Linked DNA regions of Homo sapiens: region 2 is linked to region 1. The links are chromatin contacts, found by Hi-C or POLR2A ChIA-PET in ENCODE. All regions are on one chromosome and are shown on one strand. Each heading gives the region's core, a stretch centred on a gene start or an enhancer-like site at or near the end of the contact. The rest is flanking DNA. Distances are from core to core; before and after follow the strand shown.

The links. Hi-C counts contacts between places; a loop is a spot of excess contacts on that map. ChIA-PET counts read pairs that join two places held with the same protein, here RNA polymerase II (POLR2A). Pooled maps may share reads with other maps.
Region 2: a map of mammary epithelial cell shows a loop between it and region 1 (3-fold over the local background). The contact joins two enhancer-like sites. A Hi-C loop is called at or near these places in 2 of 168 maps with a recorded cell type or tissue (chondrocyte and mammary epithelial cell) and 8 of 50 pooled maps. POLR2A ChIA-PET finds 5 or more read pairs at or near these places in 2 of 52 experiments (AG04450 and activated CD4-positive, alpha-beta T cell).

Annotation. Positions count from the first base shown.
Region 1 is chr10:62,035,729-62,043,419 of GRCh38, forward strand. The region is part of intron 4 of ARID5B (AT-rich interaction domain 5B); the gene reads left to right. Among named protein-coding and RNA genes, the nearest start is that of ARID5B, 140 kb to the left of the region's middle. RefSeq lists an enhancer at 5,451-5,510. Within about 2 kb of position 3,068, at least 25 of the 41 ENCODE cell types and tissues checked have a DNase peak (open chromatin) inside an H3K27ac peak, as active enhancers do.
Region 2 is chr10:62,580,832-62,588,522 of GRCh38, forward strand. No RefSeq gene overlaps it. Among named protein-coding and RNA genes, the nearest start is that of ZNF365, 210 kb to the left of the region's middle. Within about 2 kb of position 2,125, at least 13 of the 41 ENCODE cell types and tissues checked have a DNase peak (open chromatin) inside an H3K27ac peak, as active enhancers do.

The DNA of each region.
Region 1 (7,691 bases), core at 1,818-4,317:
CCAACCCAAAGCATACTTTGTACAGGTATTGACAAGGGTTTTCTCACCCAGCTGGAGATGAGGGAGAGTAAGGAAGCTTTTTGTTTTGTTTTGTTTTGTTTTGGCTGGGGGTGGAGACAGAGTCTCGATCTTGTCACCCAGGCTGGAGTGCAGTGGCACGATCTCGGCTCACTTCATGTTCTGCCTCCCACGGTCAAGCAATTCTCCTGCCTCAGCCTCCCAAGTAGGTGGGATTACAGGCGCCCGCCACCATGCCCATGTAATTTTTGTGTTTTTAGTAGAGACGCGGTTTCACTGTGTTGGCCAGGCTGGTCTTGAACTCCTGACCTGAGGTGATCCACCCACCTCAGCCTCCCAAAGTGCTGGGATTACGGGCGCGAGCCACTGCACCTGGCCAAGGAAGCTTTTAAGCGAGGAGTTAGGGCAGGAGGGAGAAAAGCTAAAAAAGAAAAGGTATCGATGTCAGAGGAAGCCCAGGAACAAAGGCACACAGGTATAAAGCTGTGTAATGTGCTTGGGACCTCTGAGGCATGAGTTACTGCTAGAAGGTGAGGACGATGCTCCCTAGCACAGTGGCCTGTGGTCCATTTCTTCTTGATCCCAGAGGTCCTGAGTTCCCAAAGCCCTTCCTCACCCCCAGGAGGGCTCCTTTGTTTTTTCAGCCCAGCCTAGCAAGCAGGTGGCGGTTGTTGACGCCCAATGCCAGAGCACTTTCCTGATGGCTTTGCAAGTGTTTTGCTGCTAGTACCTCACATTTGGGTCTGAGCAAACAGCTGGGAGTATGGTGCACAGAAGTCCTGCCAGAAGGACCTGCGCTTCATGCACTCCAAGTGAGCTTTCTTGCTTGTATGTTTTGGCATATGAACACAGTGGGAATGTCCTTGTCAGCTCCCATTTGACTTTATTAATTACAGTTCCTTGGAAAGTGTGTTTCAGTAACATGGTCTTGGGATGACAGGGCTCACCCTGCAGAGACCCAAATGGAGGTATTCAGGGCCCATTGAAAAACCATCTGCTGCCAAGGCTCTGCTGCTGATCTCATGCAACAGAAACCAGAGTCTGTCGCAGCTCTGCTACTCACTGGGTGACTCTGGGCGAGTGGCAGGCTCTCTGGTCCTGTCTTTTCTGATGTGGAGAATGACTAGCTGGTGCCCGAGGTTTTCCTAAAGCTATGGAATTCCATCATTTTATAAATGACTCCAATGACGAATCCTACTGGCATAACATCTATGGTTTCACCAACTCTTAGCAGTGATCTTTGGTTCCAGATTCATGTGAAAAGCCAAGAACCGCTTTCCACAATTTGTCTTGTCATGACTCTCCGGCTCCATATTTTAAGAAGCAGTCTACACTAGCCCTTGAATCTAGACTCTAATTTTTTAAGATACAAAGGAAATCATTAAGCCCCAGAATATTAGTAGAATATACGGCAATATGGATCAAGTAATCCAAAGTATTAGCAATGTTGCAAGAGGCTGTCACCTAGCAGCTCTGTATTATGTTTCCAGGCCCTCCCCCACTCATTTCCCTGAGCCCCGAGGCTGTGGTTAATAACGTCAAAAGAATGTTTTAAAATTGCCCTTCTGTTGATTCCAGAGAGTTAGGGCCCTCACATGGTTAGAGTCCTGGGCTAAGAGTCAAATTCTAAATTTAATTCCAGCCTCTATGAACATCTTAGTCCCATATTTCCTCACCATTTAGAGATGTTTCAGTTTTCCCATCTGCGAAATCGGCATAAGATGCCTTGCTCCACAGAAATACTTGTCAACAGCTTTGCCGTACACAAAGATTGGCATTGTATTGGGGCAAAATATCATTTTTCATTCCATAATAGGAATTAAACAAAAGCCCTTTGAGAACGCACCTTGTGTAAACGCCCTGTGCTTAAAAGCCTGTGAATTTCAGAGGTCAGCAAAAACCGCCCCCCTTCTTTATTATTTTTCTTAAAGCTAAACAAGGGTAACTAGGGAATTCATTTTGGAATATAAAGACATGAAAGAAAGGGTATTTCAGCTTGCACAATAGTACAAAGAAGAACAAGAGTTGTCATGTTTTGCTAAAGAACTCCCAGCTGTTTAATTTTATAGTAAAATTACTTTAAGAACTTTGCTAATTCAAAGACAAAATCAAACAACTGTTGTTGCAAAACTGAACTTCCACATTTGAGTGGAAAAGCCAATTTGAGATTAATCTGCCCCTAAAATCATATTATAAAAATACAGAGCATTTCTGTAATGCTGGTTGGAGGAGTGGCTTTTATCTGAAGAGAAGACACATAAAAGAGAAAAATGGTACATTTACTGGTAGTAAGATTTAAAAAAGTAGTTTATGTTCTCATGTACTTTGCCCTGACTTCTCCCCCAGCTTTCTCTTAAGCTCTTCAGTCTGTTTTAATACCAGGTTTGTTTGCTTTCTGGGGATGGGCCTGTTAGGCAGGAAATTGTTGAAAGGCATACAGCAGAAATTTTAAATGGTGTTTTTAAAAGATAAATACCCAATTGGGTAACTGACTATTAAATTTGGAGTTCAGAATTTTTTAAAATTTTATTTTTAGACAATATAGAAAGATAAATTCTGTACCTATACTTGGTTCTATAAGTCCCACATGTTGCCTATTGTCAGAAACAAACTGTTCCTTATTTAAAAAAAAAAAAAGAAAAGAAAAAAAGCCAGTTTTTCTTCCATATTAGGGAATTATTCAGACTTCTTTCCTTGGTTCCTATAATTCCAAACCAGTTGGAACATCAGTCTATTTTTGGTTTAAAGGAGCTTTTAAAATGTGAGCATGATTTTTTTAAGTTTCTAAATCTCATAAAAATCAATTTGCCACATATATAGCAGCTATGGTTGTAAATATAGTGAAGTCATTGTATTGCAGAAAGACAAAGTTCTAATTTCCATATTACAAACCCCACCTACCCCACCTTGTCCAATCTCCACATAAGAGGGCTGAAAATGTAAATTCTAAAACATATAAAACAACATAAGGTTGTCATTTGTGGCTGTTTCTATCCAAGATGAATGTTGTCACCTGTATTGGAGTAAACTCTTTTGTTAGTTTCTGCGGGTTTTTTTGGTCGTCCCACCGCATCCCATCGACTCACCACGAGAGGGCAATGGAGCGTTTGCTTTCAGCTAACAAAGCTAGAAATGGTTTTAATATCAGCTAAGTGTTTGAACTTGTTAAGGATTTATTTCTCCACCTTCCGATTGCCATACATGCAGCCTCCGAGTTTCCACTAACAGCGAATAATGATCCAAATAAAGTTATTCTGAGGGAAAATATAGACAGACTGGTGCAGACAAGAGCTTTTGCCCAAATAAGGATCCCTTTTGTGCAGACCCCATGTGTTAGATAACCATCAACTGACAGTTGCTCATGAGTTAATAATGTTGGATGCTGAAATATGCATACCATGTGCTATAAAAGAGTTTGGAGGACAAAGACAAATACTTCTATAGTTAGATATCAGAAACATACCAGAGGTGTGCAGATTGCTTCGTGGTACATAGGTTGAAACCGCCCAATCATTTCATCAAAATTAGTACAATATAAGTATGATACAGTAGAATGTATGATATTGATTGCATGTTTCATTGATGTTGCAGAAATTTTGGTCTAAGCCTTTCTGCATGTTACTGCCTTAAATGCTACAGCAACTACTGCCTTCTAAGAAAAGAAAATATTTCCTAAGCTTCTTTCTATAGCCACCATTGTTGCTCTTTTATTTTTACCATAGGAACCCATTTTACCATGTGTGTGCAGCCTTTTGATTGGCATGTAGTGTTTGGAGGGCTGTTAATGTCTAGTTAGGTTTCTGTGTTGCTGCTGCCACAGGAATCAAAAAGTGAGGAGGTGGAGGGAATCAGCTTTGATTTTGGCTACTATAACAAGTTGTTTGGGAGGATGGGACACAGGGCAAACTGAGCACCGGGCAGCCGCCTTCTCAGTGATGCCTGATGGTTTTTTGGTGCTAAGAATGATTGCGGAAAGAATGTTTCTCCTCCCTGCCCCCAGAGTTCAAACCTTTTTGTTCTGTTCAACTTTTCTGGGCTTATTGGAATGCCAGTCTTCAATGAATAATCTCATATTTTGTCATAAATGGGACCTGAAGCAGGTTGGCAAAGCCAATGAGGCTATGCCCCTGCATTTAGGCCTGACTGTAACTGACCTCTCTATTTATTCTCAGATGAAATGTCCAAAAAGTCAGACCATTAACTTACTCAATAGTTGGAGATTAAGAAGTGTCTACTTCCAAGCAACTAAAATCACTCCAGCTCCATTTTCTCCTATTCAGTTTGTACTGGATGATGAAAATGGCTTACATTATACCCGACCCATATTGACAGCAGGAGAGAACAAGTCATGAAATAAATAATTAGCTAGTTCCTTCCCCTCTCTCTCTCCATTCTCACTCTCTCTCTCTTTCTGTCTCTTCTCCAGTCTGTTGTCAAAGCTTAACATTTACTTTGACATCTTAGTTAAGAAAGTTAATGAAATAACATCTTCATCAGGGCCATTTAGTAGCCTTGAGTCAATGATTACCAGATTTGAATTTTACAGAAGGGAGACCTCAGCTTAAGAAAAATTTTTAGATACTATTATAACATTATATATATATATATGTGTGTAATGTGTATATATAACTATATATAACGTTTTTACATGACTACCCTCCATAACAGTGAATAAAATCTTAAATGTATTGAAACATTGAATCGTGACTTTTGCTGATTATTCTAGCTTCAGATGTTAATCTTGTTCTGTCTGCTCCTTAACACATATTTCCAAGAACATATCTATAATCATAACATTGAATTATTGACTAAACCAGCATCGCCCAAGAGAAAGATAATGTGAGCCACATGTAATTTAAAATATTCTAGTAACCACATTTTAAAAGGTAAAAAGAAACATGTGGAGTTAATTTTAATAATATATTTTATTTAACCCAGTATATTCAAAATATTATCATTTCAATATGCAATCAATATAAAATGTTATTAATGAGATATTTTACTTTTATTTTGTATTAAGTCTTGGAGATCCAGTGTGTATTTTACACTGCGGCACATCTCAATTTGGACTTGACATATAGTATTTCAGATACTCAAGGGACACGTGGCTAGCGGTGACTGTATCAGACACAGCAATTCTAAATAGTCATAGAAATGTTTTATCTTACAGTGAAAAATGTAAAGAAGCTGTAACCTCTTCTGGGTTCATTGTTAGCTTTACATTAGGGTTTCTGATGGTATCTGTGTGCTGTTTCTCTATAGTGTAACAAACCCTCCCTCCAATTGAGTGATCACTCTAGCTTGCCCCACGGCTTATAATCTGCCCTTAGTTAACATGTCACCAGGTATTATCAACCTTGTTGCTGCCTCTCCACGCCCACTCCAGGCCCCAAAGCTCTTCTCATTCTGTACCCTCACCCCACCCTGCTCCAAGACACACGCTCTTCTATACAATCTGTGAGTTTGCATGAGGTTCTTGGTACCACAGAAGAGTTTTTAAAGTCATTTTCCAGTATCTTGGCTCCGGTACCTGCACAAACAAATGAAGCTCAGAGACCACTGAGGTACTTAGTTGGGGATGGTGCTGGTGCCCTCATAGGGAGGAAGGGTGAGAGGGATTTGCCTGAACAAAGAAAAATGTCTCCGAATCTCAGACAACCAAAAATAGTCATCTTTTTACTTTTAAGTAAAAGACTATCCTACTATTCACATTATTCTTTCTGAAAGGTATAAAAGCACAAAGTGAGTGAAAAGCCCCCTTTCTGTACAAATTCCTTTTTGGATCTTTTTAAAAGAATTGGGAGCCTATCACTTGATAACTGTTTCTTATGTGTATGTCTTTTAAATATTAAAATGTATCCCATGACATACTCATCCAAGTATGTCATAAGTTAAATATCTCCATGTTAATCCACATACACACCAAAACAAAAACAAAAACAATCCATCTCTTTTACTTATTTCCAAGTGGGGAATGTTTTCTGTAGAGAGGTAGCAAATCAGTTATCCTCAATGATGAAATGGAATATCTCATTTCCAAACCTGGAGAAATGGCTGAACAAGAATGTCCTGTTTATAAATGAGTTTAAAAACTGTTCTGATATTTACTGCTCTTACAAGGCTATTCAGTACAAAAATGTTGCTTTCACTTCTGTGCTGTCATGTTCAATAGTAACACCAAAGAACATATCAATCATAGACTAGAACGAGCAGATTTATTGATTGTAACAAAAAGAAAAAAGAGAGAGACAAAAAATTAACTCTCTTTGTTTAAGAGGTTCTATCTGTACAACCTTCAGAAATTGTGGAAATCAAAATGTCCTTAAAACACATTTCCAGAGCAGATCCTTAAACAGCCTTAAGAAAAAAAGACAATTATCTTGTTAATATTATATTTGTATTATATAGAACCATACCAAGAAAGACTAAATCTGTATTTATAGAAGAGTTTTCAAAAAATGAAAACAGGAGCTATTTCAAAGTCATAAGAAAAAAACACATAGTATAGCATTGAAACAACATGCTTATTCTCATTGTAATAGCTTCTGTGCATGATCTCCATTGAGAGAGGAGCCTGGGGCCTGGAAATGGCTCGTGGACACCTGGCATCTGGAGAGATGAATAGGAGAAAGGAGTTGCCAGGTAAATGTGAAAGTGGGAGTTTGAGCCTTGATGGCATTTTGAGAGTCCACTTTTGGTTTTACTGAATTTGTGACTTGACAGGACCTTGCAGCTAGCTGGTGGGTGGCATGGGCTGAGAAAACAGACCCTTTGCGTGCAGTATCAGCTCCTAGATAGCACCACCGCCACACCCTTAGGTGTGAGCTAAGTCCTAAGATGTCCGCTCTGCCCTGATGTCTCTTTATAGAATATGTGGAATTCTGGCTGTGCGTCGTGGCTCACGCCTGTGGTCCCAGCACTTTGGGAGGACGAGGCGGTTGGATCACGAGGTCAGGAGATCGAAACCATCCTGGCTAACACGGTGAAACCCCGTCTCTACTAAAAATACAAAAAAAAAATTAGCTGGGCTTGGTGGCGGGCGCCTGTAGTCCCAGCTACTCGGGAGGCCGAGGCAGGAGGATGGTGTGAACCTGGGAGGTGGAGCATGCAGTGAGCCAAGATCGCGTCACTGCATTCCAACCTGGGTGAAAGAGCGAGAGTCTGTCCCAAAAAAAAAAAAAAAAAAAGAATATATGGAATTCCAAGACAAAGGATTCTTTCCATAGGCTCCTGATCCTCAGGAAAACCTAGGCTGTGGTCTTGTCCATGCTATGGTATATAGACCCCATTATCCCAAAGATGCATAGGCTCTTGCACAGCAGCCATGAGCTACCACGTCCACTTCTTACAAGGGGACCCTCCACCAAGAATGGTTTCCCCTGGAGGATATTGCAGACAGCCAAATAGACCAGAGAGAAGGTGAGAGTTGGAAAGGTCTGGCATAGATTTCAATCTCTTTTCCTATTTCCAGAATTCTCCCCTTAGAGAGTCAATCCTCTGAAAAGCCAGACTGTCTCCTCACTCCTAGATTCAGCTCCCAGATTTTCCCCTTGTTTCTCAAGCAGTAGTGAAAAGCATCTATAATCCCTTTCTTCTTTGCCAGTGTGTTTGTGGACACCCCTATTATACAGACTTCTAGAACATTTTTATATTACGTTGGAATTCACTACATG
Region 2 (7,691 bases), core at 875-3,374, 540 kb after region 1:
CTTGCCACTAGAGGAAACCTCACTGATAAAGAGTTAACTGTGTCATTTATTGAGCACTGCTTGTGTGCCAGGCACCAGAATAAGTATGTTAACAGACATAGTCTCATTTAATCCACACAACAGACCTGTATTTGCTGCAATTGTGCAGATGAGGAGACGGGGATTTGAAGAGGTTAAGTAATTCTGAGGCTATCCAGCTTGTACGGAACACTAGAGCCTCTGCACTGGTAATATTGATAAGGTTGAATTTAGCAACATGGGCTTGGGACATTAACTCAGAAATATTCAGGCTAGAGGGATGCCATTGGCTAGTCACTAGGGCCCTGAAAGCATCAATTTAGGCATCCTGGAGCATCCATCGTCTTTGTGGAGCTGGTTTTGGCAGAGCCGGCCATAGATGAAATCAAAGCCAGGCAGGATTTTGCTTATGTAGCCATGGGGCCAGTTAGATCCTGGAATTCTCCATGGGGAACAAGAGTGAGGACAGTCAGTTCCAAGACTTCTGTGAAAAGACAGTATGTATATCAGGCTACAAATAGTTCCTTCACTCCTGAGAGAATTAAGGGACCTCCTTAGGGTCTTGAGCTAAGCCCAAATTGAGTTAAATAACTGGCGAGAAGATGAGGCAGAGGTTCACCCTAGAGTCCATCCCAGCCAGCATTTGTGGCTTGCAATTGATTTGTCATGGTCTGGCCCAGGGCGAGGTGAGGTCATTGTTGTGAAGGTAAAAAATGATCCAAATGCATTCACCATGCCAGGCCTGGGCCTACTCGCCCTCATATCTATTCCTTGCCCTTCCTCTGCTCTGCCTTGCTGTGGGGCTGACCCCTGCAGGCTGCCTTCCCCAGGTTCCTGTGTGAGATGGCTTCTGCCTGGTGCAGTCAACAACAGGCACTGGTGAGGCATTGGCAGTGGGGAGTGAGGGTAAGTTTGGGTGTTTCTCCCTCTCATTCTCTGCCTCAAACTCATTCTCCAGCAACAGCTGGGTCTCCTCCATAGCTCCAGATTCCACAGATCAGACCCACCTTGGTTCCACCTCTGCCTCCTCACCCCAGCCTCAGTGCCTCTGGAAATGCTGCTTTCAACCTAGGAGCTATGGAGGGCCTCCTGCTGGTGCTCATCTCCGGGTCATTGGATTGTCCTTCCTTGGCATCTCAGCTCTTCTATCACCTCTGTAACTAATTTCTGTTGGAAATGCTTGTAGCATTTCTTGTTTTCTTGGTTTGCCAAAGGCTCAAAATGCAACCCCTTCTTGAGAGCAGCAACCCTACCTTTGAGCACGCTCCTGTAGTAGGTGCTTAAAAATAAGTAGGTTGCTTAGTTGGTTGATGGAACTTCTTGCCAGCCTAACCCATCCATTCGTATGTTCTGCTTTCACAGAACTGCTCAGTGGAATCAGAGATCCTGTTTTCAGCCTTCTTTTAGTGGGCTGGTCCTTTTGACTTCCTACTTACTCCTTTGCAGGCTGGTAGGAGCTGAGCAATAGGAGTCTTTCCTGAAAATCTTTCCATCTTCTCAGTAATCATATTAAGTATCTGATTTTGTGTAGGCTGGCCAGAGAAAACATACTTCCCTTTCCACTGAAGGCAAGGCATCTCATCATGACTCCTTGCTGCAATTGCTTTTTTTTTTTAATTTAAGAGACAAGTCTGATTTACACTGAAAATGGTGGTTGTGGTTTATGGACTTAGCATACTAATTCCCATTTAATGCAGCAAACTTCAGGGGTAGGTTTTCATCTGAATGGAGATGAGTCACCGTATTCTTCAACCATATATTGAAAAATACCCACCGTTAGTTAAAAAACATTTCTTTTAAGCCATTTCTTCAGAGTAAAGTCAACTTGAATTCCTTGTTTGTGTGCCTGAGAGGGTCAGGAAATTCATCTTTAGCCTCAGCCTTACACATCTGCCCACCCTAGCCTCCAGAACTCCACATTTCCTATCCAAATCTTTCTTGTTGGTTTATTTGAACATCCCTCAGGAAGGAACCCAGAAGGTTCCACTTGGGCATGTGGGGTCATCGGCGCAGCTGACTCGAGTTGGCTGAGCCAACAGTGCTACTTTGGTGGAGTGTTTTGTTGGCTGGATCATCTGCAACGGGGGTTGGCCAGCGCGGGAGAACTTGGGAGTGTCCACAGGAAGTGGATATTTCCTGACCAGCTCATCCCCTGCTGACTCTCCAGCATTTTCTTGTCTACAACTAAAACGTTTTGCCTTGTATGTTCCTGCCCAAGGCCTCTTGAGACAGTGGGTGGTTTTTTTTTCTTTTATTTTTCAACTTGTGCCAAATGTGTCAGGAGTTAAGTCCATAATGCATATATCTTGGCCCCACTCTTTTAGGAATGTGGCCTCTCTGTTTCTGACACATGCTGCTGCAGAGTAACCATATGTGTCTGAAAGCTCAACCCTTTAAACAATTTTGGCTTGGTGCTTCTGTAGAAATGACAGCCTCATTAAGAAGACAGTGATGAGATAGGCCTGATAAACTCTCCCCTTCCTGTGACCTAAATAAGAATACAAAGAGAGTGAGAGCCATCTAGATTGGATGTCCAAGAAGAGGAGTAAAAGGCAGCACCCTTTAGTCTCTTGCTTAGTACCCAGCACTGGTTTCCACTTCACTTCAGACTAGGCTGTCTAGATGGGGCCATGGGGCCACTACATCTGTCTAAAGAGGTTGTGCACTGCTCAGGAAGCACCATTCCCATGAACTCTGATGTTATACGGTGTGCAATCCACCCAACTGTGCATGGTGGCCTTGTTGTGAAAGTGAGACTTCCCTGGTTATCCTTGCTACATGTAGACCTAAAAGGTCTTCTCTCTCCAGCTTTCTCTTTGTGCAAACTTTTTCTTGACTTAAAAAAAGAGGGAGTGAGTCTTACCTCAGAAAGCTTTTATGAGACTGAATGAGCTGGCAAAAAAGGGACTTGTATTACTTGGGAAAAAAGTCTTCTCCAAAGACAATGTAGTATTATTTTTTAAAGTTGGCACTAACAAAATTACTCCCTGGGAATGAAAAATTTACCCATATGAGCTGAACTAACTTATTCCATGTGCTGGGATGACCACAGATATTAGCAAGGCCTAATGCGGCCTGGGGTCCCCAACAAAGAAGCTGACTTCAAATCAACCATGCTTTGGAAAGTTAGGGATTGTAAGTAGCCTTCAAATTATTATTACTACTTCTCTGTACTAATACAGTTCTTGAGTCAAGAATTGTAACATTCATTATTCTTTGAGTCATCCTCATCAGGAAAAAGAGGAAGCACTGGGGAAAATACTGTAGATTACAAGGGAAGATTGTCTTCAAGTTTCAGGTGGATTCAAAGAGAAGGGAAGGAGGAGCAGCTCAAAGAAAAGGAAACTCATGGAACCAGTGATGAAGCCAGAGATGGTTTTTCTGGGGAGGGGCAACCAGATTGGGCTTGAAGGGGGCAGGGTCTGAGAGCTTAGAAACAGACCCGATGGACGTGAGAAATTGCACAGACAAGGAAAAAGTTTGTTACATTAGTAGGATAAACAGTTGATTGGAATGGAGACTGTGCATTTGGGGAATGAGAGATAGTGGACTGGTGAGGTAGAATCATGATAGACCACAGACCACAGACCACAGAGGGCTATGAAAGCACTCTGGGGCCTGCCCAGTGCTCAGAACCCATGGAATGCAAACTTTCCATGGCCTTCAAACCAAGTATGTGGGGAAAACCCTGTTCTTTCACCCAGGTCACAGCCTTAGAGAATCTAAAACTTTTTTTCCCTGCACAGTCTGGTGCTTCTCTCTCTATATATAATTTCCCATGTGGGAACACACACTGCTTTGCCAAATAAATAGTCCCTTCCTATTCAGACTGGAATTTGTTTTCGAAAATATGTTTGTCTCCCAGCAAAGAAAACAAATAGACCATCCTAAGACTGGCATCCTTCAAATTAGGAACCAAAGCAAGTGGTTGTAAAGCAAAGTATTTGTCATTGATAATTCGCACTGACAGCAAAGTTTGTTTTTTTAAAGCTTAAGTCTTGAAACTCTTTTCAAGTGGTATTAAACATTTAGTCTGGACACAGACTTCCCCAAGACACAGGGGTTAATTTTCTGAATCATCACCTGACTCGGGAACTAGCCAGTGCACCATCAGTAGCCATTAGGCATTGACTTCATCATGACCAATCTATCTTGGAGCTGGACAGAAGCTCAGTTAACAAGACTTCCTTTTTTTAAATGCAATTTAGCAATTACCTTTCTTCTTTCACTTGAACTTTCTCTTTGAATCTTATTCCAATCCCAGCATATTGAAGTTATTCTTCTAAACTAACAAACGCAAACACAAATGAACCTAATAGCAAATCCCTTCCAAAGATGTTAGGAAACCAAGATTTTCTCCAACTCATGACTCCAGAAAGAGAGGAAGAGCGAATACAGCAAGCTGGAGAAATCACCCTCATGGAAGCCAGGAGATAGGGGGTCGATGCTACACAGACGAAAATAGTGCATAAGTGGCATTGGCTGGAAGAGAGAAAAGCCCACTAGGAGATAAGGCAATGAAGTTCAGAGAGGTGGGTCACAATCAGAGGGACAGAACCTAATGAATAGTCTTATCTTCCTGGAGATGAAACAGCTGTAGCCTTTGGGAAGGGAATGACATAGGAAAATGAGTGTCTGAGAAAACTTATTCCCAGAGAAGTGGGGAAGTTCAGGCTATGACTTCAAGAATTGGAGAGATTTCGAAGCCAGTATAACTGGGGATTAACCAAGGGCTCAAATCCAGTACTTGACAGCAAGCCAGACTGCGAAAGGCTCCTAACATTATCTAAAGGTCTCACAGCATTTTAGAACTAGAATGACCATACTGGAAAAAACTGTTCCACGGTATCAGTCAGCATTTGGGATTGCTTTATCCAATGTAAGTGATGGGACATTCACATCAGAGAAGCATATGTCTTCTCCCTGCCTCCCCCCAAAACTCTTCTTCTCTATCTTCCTGATGTCATATCCTGGCATCCTAACAGGGGTGGGGGGATTATATAACTGTCTGAAGTAGTGCAGAACATGAAACAATAAATAAGCTATGTAAATTGTAAAACATGAGTCATGATTCTCTTTGTTCTCTATCTTTATAAATGTATTTTTTTAATTACATATTTTTTCCTCATCATAGATGTCTAAAACCAAACCAAACCAAACAAACAAACAAAAAAATCTAAGTGCCCTCTCATGGAGAAACCTATTTTATTACATCAGATTATGCCTAGGCAACTGCTATTGAAATTACAGTGAACATTTTTTGAGAGTCCATTGTGTGTCAGGCACTCAAAACTACCTACTTCTATCCTTATTTTAGAGATGAGAAAACCAAAAATAGAGAGGTTAAGTGATTTATCCATCATTGCCCAGTTAGTAATTGTCAGAGCCAAGATTTGAATTTTCGGCTACTTGTATCCAAAGTCCATTCTTTTACCCATTACACTGTACCTTCTCTTGAGTCTTCCCTGAGAAGAGAACTCTCAAGGGACTCAGCTAAAGCAAGCCTGAAGTTGGCCACCCACCCTACTACCTGCCACTCTCCTGGCTGACACTCCTGTGTTACAAATGGAAACTTTCTACAAGTCTCTAGGTGTTACTAGGCTCTTTCTCTCCTCTGCTCACATCCTAGTCTTTAAAGAAAAAATCTTAAAGCTCCTAGGCCCAACCTACAACCCACTCTTGATAAGTAAAGAAAGATTAAAATATAAAATAGCAGCAGGGCCTAGGGAAGCCTGAAAAACTATTTGTACTCGTAATAACTCTGTAAAAGATCTATGTCCATGCCATTTTGAGGCACAAAGAATGAAACCAAAACTTTGATAGATATATAGATGACGAAATGGGCTGAGGTTAATCCCGAAATTAGGCATTTAAAAATCTTATGGGAGAAGTATTCTTCTGAGCCACTAGTCCTCAATCATGTATTTTAAGTACTTTCTTCCCTCCAAAGATTAGAGTTAATTTCTGGGGATAAATATATTGTTTAAATCAGACCTGTGCTATGTGATAGAGGTACAGTGACAAAAACAACATGCCCTTTACGAGCTTACAGATTGATTAAAGAAGAGAATGCAAGAATATAAAAGGTCGGCTCTAAGGTTTGCTTGAAAATAAATATTTTTATCAAATCATAAAATGATATGATCATTTCAATAGGTATAGGGAAAATATTCAATAAAAATTTATATCCATTTATATAAGAAACAAAATAAGAAATAACTCTTGAGAAACAGGAATGAAAAGAAACTTGCCTTATTTATAAGAAACAGCTACCAAATCCATCAAAAATCATATTTAATTCTGAAATTTTATAGACATTCTTATTTAGCTTAGCAATAAGAAAAGAATGCCTCCTACCACAGCTGCTCTTCAACATTGACTTAGCAGTCTTAACCAACACAAGAAAGTAAAAAAAGAAGTTGTAAAAGCAATGATAAGATTTGAAAGAAAGAGATTAACTGTCATTATTTATAGCCTATTTGATAATTTACATTAAAAAGTTGAATCAATGGACAAACTTTTGTAAATAATAAAAGAGTTCAGCAAGGTAATGGAATACAAAACCAAAACGAAAATTTAATAATAGTATTCAGCAGTTGTAAAGCAAGCACTTCATGCATTTCAAAGCACTCACGGATGTTTTCTCATTTACAAAAGCTCACAAAAATCCTGTGAGTTTAATACACCATCATCATTATCAGCAGCAGCAGTGCATTGACTTCATTTGACAAACGTGTATGCAAATCAGAGAAATTTCGTTTTTCTCTTTTTAAAAGCAGGGGTATCAATTAACACGTGGTGATATTCAAATGTTTTGTATTACCATTCTGAGTTTTGACAAACATATAATCATATAAGAGCCACCACAATCAAGATATGGAACAGATCCATCATGTCTAAATTAAGATCTTCTGATGCCTTTTTGTAGTCAGCTCCTGACCCGCTCCCCAAGCCCCTGATAACTACTAATAGATTCAATCCTACAGTTCTTTCTTTCCTTTAAAAAACAAAAAACTTTAGCCTGCATATAAATGAAATCAAACTGCATGTAGCCTTTTGTATTTGAATTTTTTGTTAGCATGATGCATTTGAGAATGATCTGTGTTATAGCATGTAACAGTGGCTAGTTTCTTTTTATTGCTAAAATTTATTTATTTGTTTGTTTGTTTATATCCATTGTGTGATGCCCTGAAGTATGTCTAACCATTCACCAGCTGAAGAACGTTGCACTGTTTCTAAATTTTGCTGATTATGAACAAAGCTACATAAACATTTGTATACATGTTTTTGTAGGAATACATATTTTCATTTCTGTTGAGTAAATGCCCAGGAGGGATTGCAGGGTCAAATAGTAAGTGTGTTCTTATCATTATAAAAAACAGCCAGTGTTTTCCAAAGTGATTGTACCATTCTCTGTTCCCACCAGGAATGTACGAAAGTTCAAGTTGCTTTGCATCTTTGCCAACACTTGGTATTGTCAGATTTTTTAACTTTAGCATCCAAATAGTTGCATATCTCATTGTGGTTTTAATTTTCACTTCCCTGATGACTAATGGTATTAAGCACATTTTCATGTGCATATTTGCCATATGTATAACTTGTTTGATGAAGAAAGAAGAGATGGTGGGAAAAATACCTGTTCAACTTTTTTTTTTTTTTGAGACGGAGTCTCG